Linked DNA regions of Homo sapiens: region 2 is linked to region 1. The links are chromatin loops, found by intact Hi-C in ENCODE. Cell type or tissue: adrenal gland. All regions are shown on one strand. Links, peaks and the distances in the headings refer to the core of each region. The heading gives the core; the rest is flanking DNA. Region 1 overlaps LOC105376652 (a long non-coding RNA gene). Region 2 holds the start of SYT13 (synaptotagmin 13).

Region 1 (5,374 bases), core at 96-5,095:
CAGGTCTGTTCTGACTGTTGGTCCCATGAGCTTCTGGGGTTAAATATTTCAAAGATCACTCCTGCCCATGTGCCCACTGCTCTGTGAAAAGCTGGAAGCAGCAGCCAGGCACTGCCTCCTGCACTCTCGGCTGGCATTTCCTGCTGGGGCCCACGGATCCCTTGCTCAGCCTGGGCTCTGGCTCCTGCCCTTGGACAGGATTCCAGAGGCAGGTGTGTCCTCATGGTGGGGCCTCACTCCCGAGTGAGGACGAGCTGCCTCCTTTCAGGGAATGTGGTGCCCAGAGGCACCAGGGGCCTCTCAGTGGCAGCTGTCTTTGAAGTCCTTGGACCCATTTCTCCCCAGCCCTGCCTGTAGCTATGTGGGGACCCAGGCCCAGTGCCACTCAGACTTTCTCAGCCTGCCCCTGAAATACCCACTAATGCCAACCAAGAATTAACACATGCACCCGCAGGCCAGGCAGCCTGCCTGAAGCAGCTGACACAAGTGTGAAATTTCTTTGAAGTCTTGGGTTTTGTCTCAAAAAATACACGCAGATTCTGCATTCTGCTCCATAATGTTTCCATTTTTGTTTAAATCTAAAAATAGGGCTTTAAATGACTTCCAGTGAAGAAAGTTGCCTCTCCAGGAAGATGTCGGGGCTTAGCCTGTGAGACTGTCAACACCCCTGGCCACAGGCCTCTGGGCACTCAAGGCTGGAAACCGAAAAATGTTGTCCCCGCCCCTCAGGAAAGGTTGAGTCTGACTTTTCACCTCTGACCTGTGCTTAGGCACCCTCTTTGGGTCACCTCCTATTTCTGTCCCTCTGAAACTGCAGTTGGCCCTGACCCAGAGTGGTGAGGAGTGGCGGTCTCTTGCTACTACAGGTAGGATGCAGGCTTGGCAATGCCAGTGGCCATGGTTCTACCCACCCCTGCCTTGAAAGGAAAATAGCACAGCTCAAGAAAAGGGACACCCAGAGACAGCAGTGCCCTGACAACATCACTCACTCTCCTTGACCCAGCATCACCTTGGATGTCGCAGGGCTATGTGACCAGAAATTCCTCATGTTGCCCCTAAACATGGTGAGGCCCTGTCTCTACCATGCACAGATGAAAAGAGTCCTAATTAATCAACTCTCCCTAGAAAGGAGACCACTCGGAGGAGCCCTACTCATTCTCAAAATATTCAGAGGCTATCCTGCGGAGGAGGGAGAGTATCTGTTCTCTGTGGCTCCACTGGGCCACAACCAAGACTGAGGTGTGGGAGATGGAACAGGGCAGATTTAGGATGGTGGGAGGAAGTGCTTTCTGAGTCAGATCTTTCCAGGGAAAGCAGGGCCTGCTTATCAGGTAGTGAGCTCCTGTCCCTAGGGGTATGTAAGTGTAAGCTGATAACCTTCTGGTAGCAAAAAGGTAGAAAGATTGAAGCACTAGATGGGGAAGGGTGGGCTTTTGTCTCTAAAATTCCTTCCCTTTCTGAGTCTCTGGTTCCATGATACTCTCTAAGCCCTGTTCAGGGATGTTTCCTCCCCATTCCAGTGTCCAGGGTTGCTCACAGTCACCACTCCTTTCAAAGCTGGAGGCACTGCAGCAGTGAGCAGGTGGGCATCTGTGCCCTGTGTGACCTGCTGATAGCATAGACGTGGTTATCAGCCCTCTATATGTCAGGATTCTGACTAGGAAAACTCAGTGACCCAAAGTGACCTTCATCCAAACCTCTCCTTTATTTCTGTAGTTTATACACTTTGCGTGCAAACACCCCTGGGAGGGACAGTACCTACACCTTTGGCAATGCTAAGCTTCACACAAAGAATTTTTCATCTCCTTTCTTGGATCGGGGTGGCTTTTATTTTTCTTCCAAGAACAACTAATCCTTATGCAGACCCAAGAAGTGGCAGCTAAGCTTCGGAGCCAGAAAAATGAGAGCCCTGAGTACATGCCCTTACAGAGATCTGGCTTGCCCACATGTCACCCCCAACCCTAATTGAACTCACCAGGAAAACGTAAAAGGGGGGTGGGGATGAGAGGTGGGGCATTTAGATAGCATTACAATTTTTCTAAAGGGCCAGGTAGGAGTTTGAGGAATTTCTTCTAAGCCAGTCACTGATGGGGCCAGGTAGGAGAAATACCCTGAAAGCAACATGCAGCCGGACCCAACTATCTGTGAGCTGGAACCGCCAAGGGGCTCTCCTCTGACCTGGGGGCTAAAGTGCCCAGAAAGAGGACAGGCCGCTGCTCTGGCCTCCCCGGCGCAACGACCTCACCAAACAAGGCCCCTTCAGGAGTGTCCTGGACCGGTGGCCACGAATTGCAAGGCCTCGCTTGCTCTATACAGGTTGTGCAGGACATAATCCAGGTGCGGGGTGCAAGGAGCTTCACATCCCATTCCCTCACCCATTTGTAAAGGTGTTACTTCATTTGTCCAGCAGATGGCAGTAAAGTATCCCAAACAAGAGGCGCCTTTCTTTGCGTTGCCCAGAAACCACTGGTTCTGCTCCTGGGTGGCAGAAAACTTGGAGAAGACAATCAGCTCTCCAGATTCCAATCTAAGAGTCAGATTCCCCCCTTACCCCCCTTTTTTTCTTTCTATTTCCACAACTATTTTTAATAAAAGCTTTACAGTTTTCGACGTCCAATGGTTCCCCGAGACTTACCATAAAACTCAGCTGCCACCTCCCCACCTCATCTCACCAGCTCTCTGGGACAGGCGACCACTTGCAACTCTGGGAGGTGTCTCTTCTGTTTTTAAATCTCCATAATTCTAAGCACTAGTTCTTGATTTCACCATTTTCGACACCATCTTTGACTTACTGTGATGGAAGATGAAGATTTATCTTTCTTACAATCCATCCCACCCTGTCCCTCCACCACTTCCCCTCCCATCTCTCTCCCAGCATGTCTCCCTATTTTTGGTTCTTGATATTTACTCGTCTTCTTTGCCATCTCTGGACTTACGGGGTGCCCTCTATGCCAAACGGCATTCCACCCAACATTGCTTCGGACCAACGAACCCATTTCACAGCGACAGGACAACAGGGACCTTGGGCCCGTGGAAATCGCTAGTCTTATCATGGACTCTCTCTCATCTGGAAGCAGCTGGCCCAACTGAAGGGTGGAATGGCCATGTGAACACTCAGTTAAGGTTCTGCTTGAGAGACAATGGCCTGAAAGGTTAAAGTTCTGTCTTACAGGATGAAGAATATGCTTTGATGAGGTGACCAGTAGAAGGTATGGTTCCTCCCACATCCACAATAACAGGGCCCCAAATCAGAGAGTGGGAGTGGCTTTCCTCACTATTACACCTAATAACCACATGCACTCGAACCCTCCGGGCTCTGTCGATTTGAAAGGTTTTGTTCCCGAGGGAGAAATGCTTCCATCGCGGAACACAACCAGGGGCCCATTGAGTTGGTCCATGAGACTGGACACTATGGGTGCCTCCTGCCACTGAACTGGCAACATGGGAGGAAGTCACTCTGCTGTGTGGCACATTTGATCCTGGTGATCAAATCAGGCTGATACTGTACAATGGGAGACTATGTCTAACACCCAGACAACTTTCTGAGTACCTCTTTTTTTAGCTTTAATTTTTATTGTAATAGTTTTTTGGGGTACAGGTGGTCTTTGATTACATGAATAACTTCTTTAGCAGTGATTTCTGAGATTTTAGTGCACCGGTCACCCAAGCAGTGTACACTGTACCCAATATGTAGTCTTTTATCCATTACCCTCCCAACCTTCCCCCACAAGTCCCCAAAGTCCCTTATATCATTCTAATGCCTTTGCATCCTCATAGCTTAGCTCCCACTTACAAGTGAGAACATACAATATTTGGCTCTCCATTCCCAAGTTACTTCACCTAGAATAATGGCCTCCAGCTCCAACCAAGTTGCTGCAAAAGACATTATTTCATTCTTATGGCTGAGTAATATTCCATGGTGTATATATAACACATTTTCTTATCCACTGGTTGGTTGATGGGCACTTAGGTTGGCTCCATAACTTTGCAATTGCAAATTGTGAGGCATAAATGGGTGTACAGGTGTTTTTTTCATATAATGATGTATTTTTCTTTGGGTAGACACCCAGTAGTGGGATTGCTAGATCAAATGGTAGTTCTACATTTAGCTCTTTAAGGAATCTCCATACTGTTTTCCATAGTGGTTGTACTAATTTACATTCTCACCAGCAACATAAACGTGTTCCCTTTTCATGACATCCATGCCAACACCTATTGTTTTTTGACTTTTTAATGATGGCCGTTCTTGGAAGAGTAAGGTGGTATCTCATTGTGGTTTGGATTTGCATTTCCCCGATGATTAGTGATGTTGAGCATTTTTTCGTATGTTTGTTGGCTCTTTGTATATATTCCTTTGAGAACTGTGTATTCATGTCCTTTGCCCACTTTTTGATGGGATTATTTGTGTGTGTGTGTGTGTGTGTGTTTCTTGCTAATTTGACTGCCTTGCAGATTCTGGATATGAGTCCTTTGCTGGATGCATAGTTTATGAATATTTTCTCCCACTCTGTGGGTTGTTTGTTTACTCTGCTGATTATTTCTTTTGCTGTGCAGAAGCTTTTTAGTTTAATTAGGTCCCATTCATTTATTTTTGTTTTTGTTGCATTTGTTTTGGGGGTCTTAGTCATGAATTCTTTGCCTAAGCCAATGTCTAGAAGAGTTTTTCTGATGTTATCTTCTAGAGATGTTATGGTTTCAGGTCTTGGATTTAAGTCTTTGATCCACCATGAATCGATTTTTGTATAAGGTGAGAAATGGAAATCCAGTTTCATTCTTCTACATGTGGCTTGCCAGTTTTCCCAGCACCATTTATTGAATACAGCGTCTTGTCCCCAGTTTACGTTTTTGTATGCTTTATCAAAGAGCAGTTGGCTGTACTTATTTGGCTTTATTTCCGGGTTCTCTATTCTGTTCCATTGGTCTACATGTGTGTTTTTATACCAGTACTACACTGTTTTGGTAACTATAGCCTTATAATATAGTTTGAAGTCGAGTAATGTGATGCTTCCAGATTTGTTCTTTTTGCTTAGTATTGCTTTGGTTATACAGGATTTTTTGGGTTCCACAATTTTAGGATTGTTTTTTCTAGTTCTGTGAAGAATGATTATGGTATTTTGATGGGAATTGCATTGAATCTGTAGATTGCTTTGGGCAGTATGGTCATCTTCACAATATTGATTCTTCCTATCCATGAGCATGGGATGTGTTTCCATTTGTTTGTGTTATCTATGATTTCTTTCAGCAGTGTTTTATAATTTTCCTTGTAGAGATCTTTCACCTCTTTGGTTAAGTATATTCCTAAATTATTTATTTATTTATTATTTTGCAGCTGTTGTAAAAGGGAGTGAGTTCATGATTGAATTTCAGCTTGGTT
Region 2 (5,374 bases), core at 298-5,297, 180 kb after region 1:
TGTACATCACCCTCCTGTCATCTGTCACCGCTAATGGTTGCCACCCTCTTTACTTGCTTTGAAATGTCAATTGGTTGTCTTTTCTCTATTTACTTCATCTGGGCCAGTGGCTGAATGAATCTGAGAACAACAGCAACCAAGTCATTGTGAGATCTCAGCTTCAACACATTCACACCCATAGATTCAGCCCCAAGTTGCCCACATCTTTGTCACTGAGGGAACCAGGTAAGGGAATGTGGATGGGCAGGTATCATGTATCAACAAATATTTATTGTGCCCCTATTGAGCTTGCACATGGTTACAAAGACATGGTGCATGCACCAGTATTTGAAGATGATAATCCCCATTGGATGACCCCTGAGATGACTTTATTCATCTACAATTTCTTATTGGACACCTACTACTTTCCAGGCACTGAGAGGGTGCTGGGAATAAATATTATACACCAGTAAGTGAATATGAAAGATTGCATCCTAATGTAAAGAGTGCCATAAAAGGATTTGTTAGAAACAATATGGGAGAGAATAACAGGAAGAGGGTGTTTTGTTTTATGTGTCAGTAGGCAAAATCCTCCCTGAGACTTTAAATGGAAAAAGACCTGAAGGATGAGAAGGAGCCATTTGTATGAAAGGCCAGAGAAAAATGAAGGGGCAGAAAAGGGCTTGGTGTTTTAAAAGAATGATCGTAAATCCAGGGAAGCCAAGACTGCTGATGAAGAAAGAAACTGGCATGAGCTTGGCTGGAGAGGCAGGCACCTTCCATGTTAAAGCAGGTGAGTGGGTGGAGAGGAGTGGCTAATAGTGTGGCCACCAGAATCAGACAAGCTCAGCTAGAGTCTGGCTCTAAAACTTCTCTAGCTGTGCAGCTCTAGGCAAGTCAGTTACCTTCTCTAAGCCTCAGTTTCCTCATCTTTAAGTTAGGATCATTCTATGGCTCCCTCACTGGGTCAAGAAACACATTAATTAGTGTACTCTGAACAGTGCGCCTGGCACACAGTGTATGCTATGTCATGGTTTGCTATGACCTCTTCCAAGCTCAGTGAGAAGTTGTGGAGGATTTGAAGCAGGGGAGAGACACAACCTGGTTTTTCTTTAACAGATGATCAGCCGTTCTGTGGGCTACTGGTCATCAATAAGACAAAGAGTTGGAAGAGACCCTAGAGGTCATTTACACCAACTAGTTTCCCAGTGGTTCTCTCTAGGAAGGGGAGGGGGCGGTGCCTGGAGAGACATCACTGAAAGGCAGAAGAGTGGCTGTTCCTCAAGTGTGTTGGGCAGGAAAGAAGGTTGAGAGGCGGCCGACCACGACTTGTGGAGAAGGACTCCCAACACCTGGCCAGTGGAAAGCCCACTATTCCCCTTTTCCAGATCGTCCCAAGTCCCACATTCTGCTGTGCAGCCGGCTCCTATTTAGCCACTGTCAATGTCACTGTTCTTGGATTATAAGTGCCTCAAGGACAGCAGCCATTTCCTTTCCACTCTCACTGTACAGTGACTGACACAGGCCCCACACAACTGGGTCCTCTGAGCTTTTGAATTATTGATTGGAAAAAGGAAGATGGAGTCACAGCATTTTAGTGCCACTCCTGGAACCATACAGTCTATAAGGGATCTAGAGGGCCTTTAGGAGGTCCTTTAAGTCATGCCCCTGCCCCAGGGCCATCCTTCCTCAAATCACTCTAGCAGGACTCTTTGCCTCCTGGTTCTCCAGAGAACATTCTGCATTCTGTACTTTGGAAATGCATCCTGGAGGTCACAGCCTATGCAGGGAAATCCTTCCAAACTGCTTCCCCAGACCCCTTCTGCTGCTCTTTACAATGGGAGCACGGGCTATTTCCTGCACGAAGGGGCTCTGGCCATGAGCAAATGCATGGGATAAAAGCCCTCCTGTCTCCAGGGACGTCTGCAGAGACATCTTGGGGGAGGCCATACCAACCCCCTCTGACTGGCTGGAGCTCAGAGCTGCTAGGGGGTGGGGAAGAGTCCTTCAGGTTCCTCCCGGATTCAGCTCTCTAGACCCCGCTAGCTAGCTTCCCAGCTCCTGCGGGACCGCGGCCACCTCCCCTCTGGCTTTGCAGGCATTACCTCTTCTCAGCTCTGGCAGGACTTGCCCTACCCTGGCTCCACAACCACCACCCATCTCCCTCTCACAGACCCCAGTCTTCTTCCCAATTCTGCAAACTCCTCATTCTCTGGTACCTCTCAGGGTCTTCCCTAACCCTGGCGATTCCCCTCCCAGCCTCCCTCTCCTCTTACCCTTCCCAGCCCTAATTCTTATCCAGGTCCCCTTTCCTGTCCCCTCCCTTTAGGTCTCGCTGCTGGCCCCCATTCTTCTCTCAGTCCCCACAAGCTCGCCGCTCCCTAATTCTCCTTCAGGTCTCGTCTCCCCCATCCCCTAGCCTCCCCCATCCCCCTACCTTTTTGACTCCTTGACCTGTCCTCCAACGCGTCTGCTGTCCCCTCCCCGCCAAGCTTTGTCGCGCAAAGATCCACGACCGCCTCCCACCCCAGTTCCCCCTCTGCAGCTGCCCGGCAACCCCGCCTTGCCCGGGAAGGGCCTGCGCGCCGCCCCCGCTCACCTGTTGTGCAGACCCGAGCAAGCTGGGCTTCGCCTTCTCCAGGTCGGGGTCCTGGTCCCGCGGCAGCAGCCCCTTCTTGGGGTGCATGTGCCGACACAGGCAGGTGACCCCGCACAACGCGAGGATGCTGGTGGCTGTGCCCAGCGTGGCGCCCAGCGCGATCACAGGCACCGACAGCACCATGGTGCCCGCTCCCGGCGAGGGGCTGGGTCCCGCAGCCGCTCACCTTCCCCGGGCCGGGCCCGCCTCCAGGCAGCTCCCGGGATCCGGGCGAGCCAGCAGCTCTCCCGCCGCCAGAGGGGCGGGGACGGAGGGAGGGAGGACGGCTGCGAGGACGTCAGAGGAGGCTGGACCCGCAGCCACGTCAACCGGCAACCCCCTCCCCGCCAACACGTGACCGGACCCCCACCCCAACAGGAGCCGGAGCCTTCCAGGTGGAAGGAGCCTTGGGGTTGTTTCAGGCCATTCTTAATGCTTTGTGTACAACAGGGGACAACTGGGCCCAAGAAGTGCTGGAGCTTGCGGAGGTCACACTGTGTTAGAGGACAAACCTGGGCTCCAACCAGATCTGCGACTCTAGGAGTCACTTTCCCAGACTACTAGCTCCTTGCTCACCCTTCTACCCCAGCAGCTGGCCAAGCTGGCTGTAAAATTGGGTCTTCCGGGAGCTTTTTCAAACACAAAGCTGGAGATTTCCCAGCTCCCCAACCTGGGAGATGGTTCTTACAGGGAAGAGGAACAGGCCACAGGTAGAGGGAACAGATGGGATGTTTGGGTTGAGGCTGTACCTGTGTCCTGCTGAAGATGGACAATACAGCTGCATCCCCTTAAGGGTTGCCCAAGAGTTCACCTTTATTACCTAATCAGCAGGTATTCGCACCTTTATATATAGTTGAGGAAGCCGAGGCTCAGAAGAGAGGTGCACAGGTAGAAAAATCATCACCCTGAACCCAAGCTTATGTTTGCAGATTCCAAGTCCACACTCAAACGGACTTGTCTTAGGAGGATAAAGAAGATAAAATGCAGCAGCTAGGAGTACACACTTGATTCAGAGAGGGTGAGCATAAAACTATGCTTAGAACAAGGGGAAATTAGAATTCCGGGCATGAGGACTGTCTTAGCTCAAGAAAACAGTGGCTTTTTAGTGTTCTTCATTATATGGAGTGTTGAATTTAATTCAGCAGATATTTGCTGTGGGTTGGCTGTGCTCTAGGTGTGCTGGGCATGTGTGAAAAGGGATGTAGGTGATTTCATCCACAACAGAGCTTTCACATTTCTATGAGCCAATGTCTCCTAAATCTATAGCCTCTCCAGCCAGACCTTTTCCTCTGAGCTGTAGCTGTGACCACCACCTGGGAACCCACCCGTCCTCCAGTTTTTCAGCTATCTACACTTGCATAAAAACCCACCGATGACTTACTGGCTTAGACCAGTTATTGTGTTACTTGTCATGATTTCATGGGTTGGCTGGGCTCAGTTGGGTGGTTTTCCTGCTCAACATGTTGTCTTCTGGGACTGCAGTCATCTAGGGGTTCAGCTGGACTGGGACATCAGCTCTCCAGACACCATTGCAGATGGTGCAATGGTGAACTCACGTGGTGAGCAGTAGGTGCTGGCTGCCACTGGGATCACAATGGGGCTGTCAGCTGGTGCATTTTGGTTGTCCTCTATGTCACCTCTCCATGGTGCTGGAGCTGCTCACAGCATGCTGGCTGGATTCTAAGAGGAATGAAGCAGAAGCTGCCAGTTGTCTTAAGGCCTGGGTTCAGAAATTCTAGAACACTATTTGATCAAAACAATAGTCTCCCTCTAGTTCTTTCCTTCAGTGACATCAAAAGGAGGTGTCCAAAATACAAAGCTGATCATGTCACTCACAGCTCTCAAAGGTTCTCCAAGAATAAACCCAAGAGACTCAACCTTTATCCAAATCCCTTTGTGATGTGGTCCCTGCTAAGCCTTCCAGACTCCTCTCTACACACTTCCCAATGTGCCCCTGAGCCTCAGCCACCCCATGGACTTGGGATTCCTTCAACAAGCTAACATCTTTAGAGTCTCCATGTTATCACCCATGGGTGCATATAGCAGGCACTCAGTAACCGTGGAATAATTCATATGATCATCTTATGCAGAATTTCCAGTGTTTTGAAGGAATCCCATTTGTGATATGAGCTCCATTTTAGTAAACTGACTTTTCCACAAGTATTTATTGTGTGCCTGCTGTATGCCAGGCACATTTTCCTACTGATCCCCATTTGCTGCAAACTGTAGAGCTGAAGCACTGCAGTCCCTGGTGACAGCCTTAGCAATCTCTCACATAAGAGCTGCCCTGGGAGGTTTTCTTGGCTCCGGGCCTGGCAATGCAAAATGTTTTGTGGAAATAGAGGTTTAATTAATGCTGTCAGCTCCAGGTCTCCCATGCTCAAACGGCTGCCCTGGGAGACCATCAATGCCACTACTCATAACAGGATCTGGGGTGGGGTTAAAGGGGAAGGATGAAGAACACTTAATATCAGAAAATGTCTGATGGGGAATCAGACACCTGTCACATGATCCATTGTTACTATGGTTACTGGGATGACAGCAGCTGCAGTGGCCTTCATTTATAACAGGAAGAGGGACCCCAGCCCAAGAAGAAGAGCTTGCCTTGTGCCTCTTTCACACACAGTGAACCTATGGCAGAGCTAGGAATAGACCCCAGGGGATCCAAAGCCCAGTTGAGTGATCAGGACTCTGGGCTACCTTTGCTACCCAACCAGTCACCCTCATATATCTCATCAAAGATACGATGTTTGCTTC

What was found. Hi-C counts contacts between places; a loop is a spot of excess contacts. Peaks named below come from ENCODE experiments on the same cell type or tissue, not always from the same donor. Only the 100,000 strongest peaks of a DNase experiment are listed, where the experiment ranks them.
Region 2: it touches region 1 in a loop (2.8-fold over the local background); 101 of 110 quality-filtered maps call a loop at or near these places.

The regions. Positions count from the first base shown.
Region 1 is chr11:45,108,386-45,113,759 of GRCh38, forward strand. LOC105376652 (a long non-coding RNA gene) reads right to left here. Exons shown (of 6, transcript XR_931241.3): 4 at 2,636-2,791. It also overlaps a transcript of PRDM11 not described here. Among named protein-coding and RNA genes, the nearest start is that of PRDM11, 36 kb to the right of the region's middle. RefSeq lists an enhancer at 2,253-2,547. In adrenal gland, for the core only: a CTCF peak has its summit at 2,416 (motif pointing right); a DNase peak (open chromatin) is centred at 2,296; H3K27me3 peaks cover 1,063 bases.
Region 2 is chr11:45,283,447-45,288,820 of GRCh38, forward strand. SYT13 (synaptotagmin 13) reads right to left here and starts at 2,895. Exons shown (of 6, transcript NM_020826.3): 1 at 2,579-2,895. The coding sequence starts at 2,761. RefSeq lists an enhancer at 2,290-3,076. In adrenal gland, for the core only: no CTCF peak of the experiment used is centred there; DNase peaks (open chromatin) are centred at 1,352, 2,025 and 2,855; H3K4me3 peaks cover 420 bases; H3K27me3 peaks cover 3,421 bases.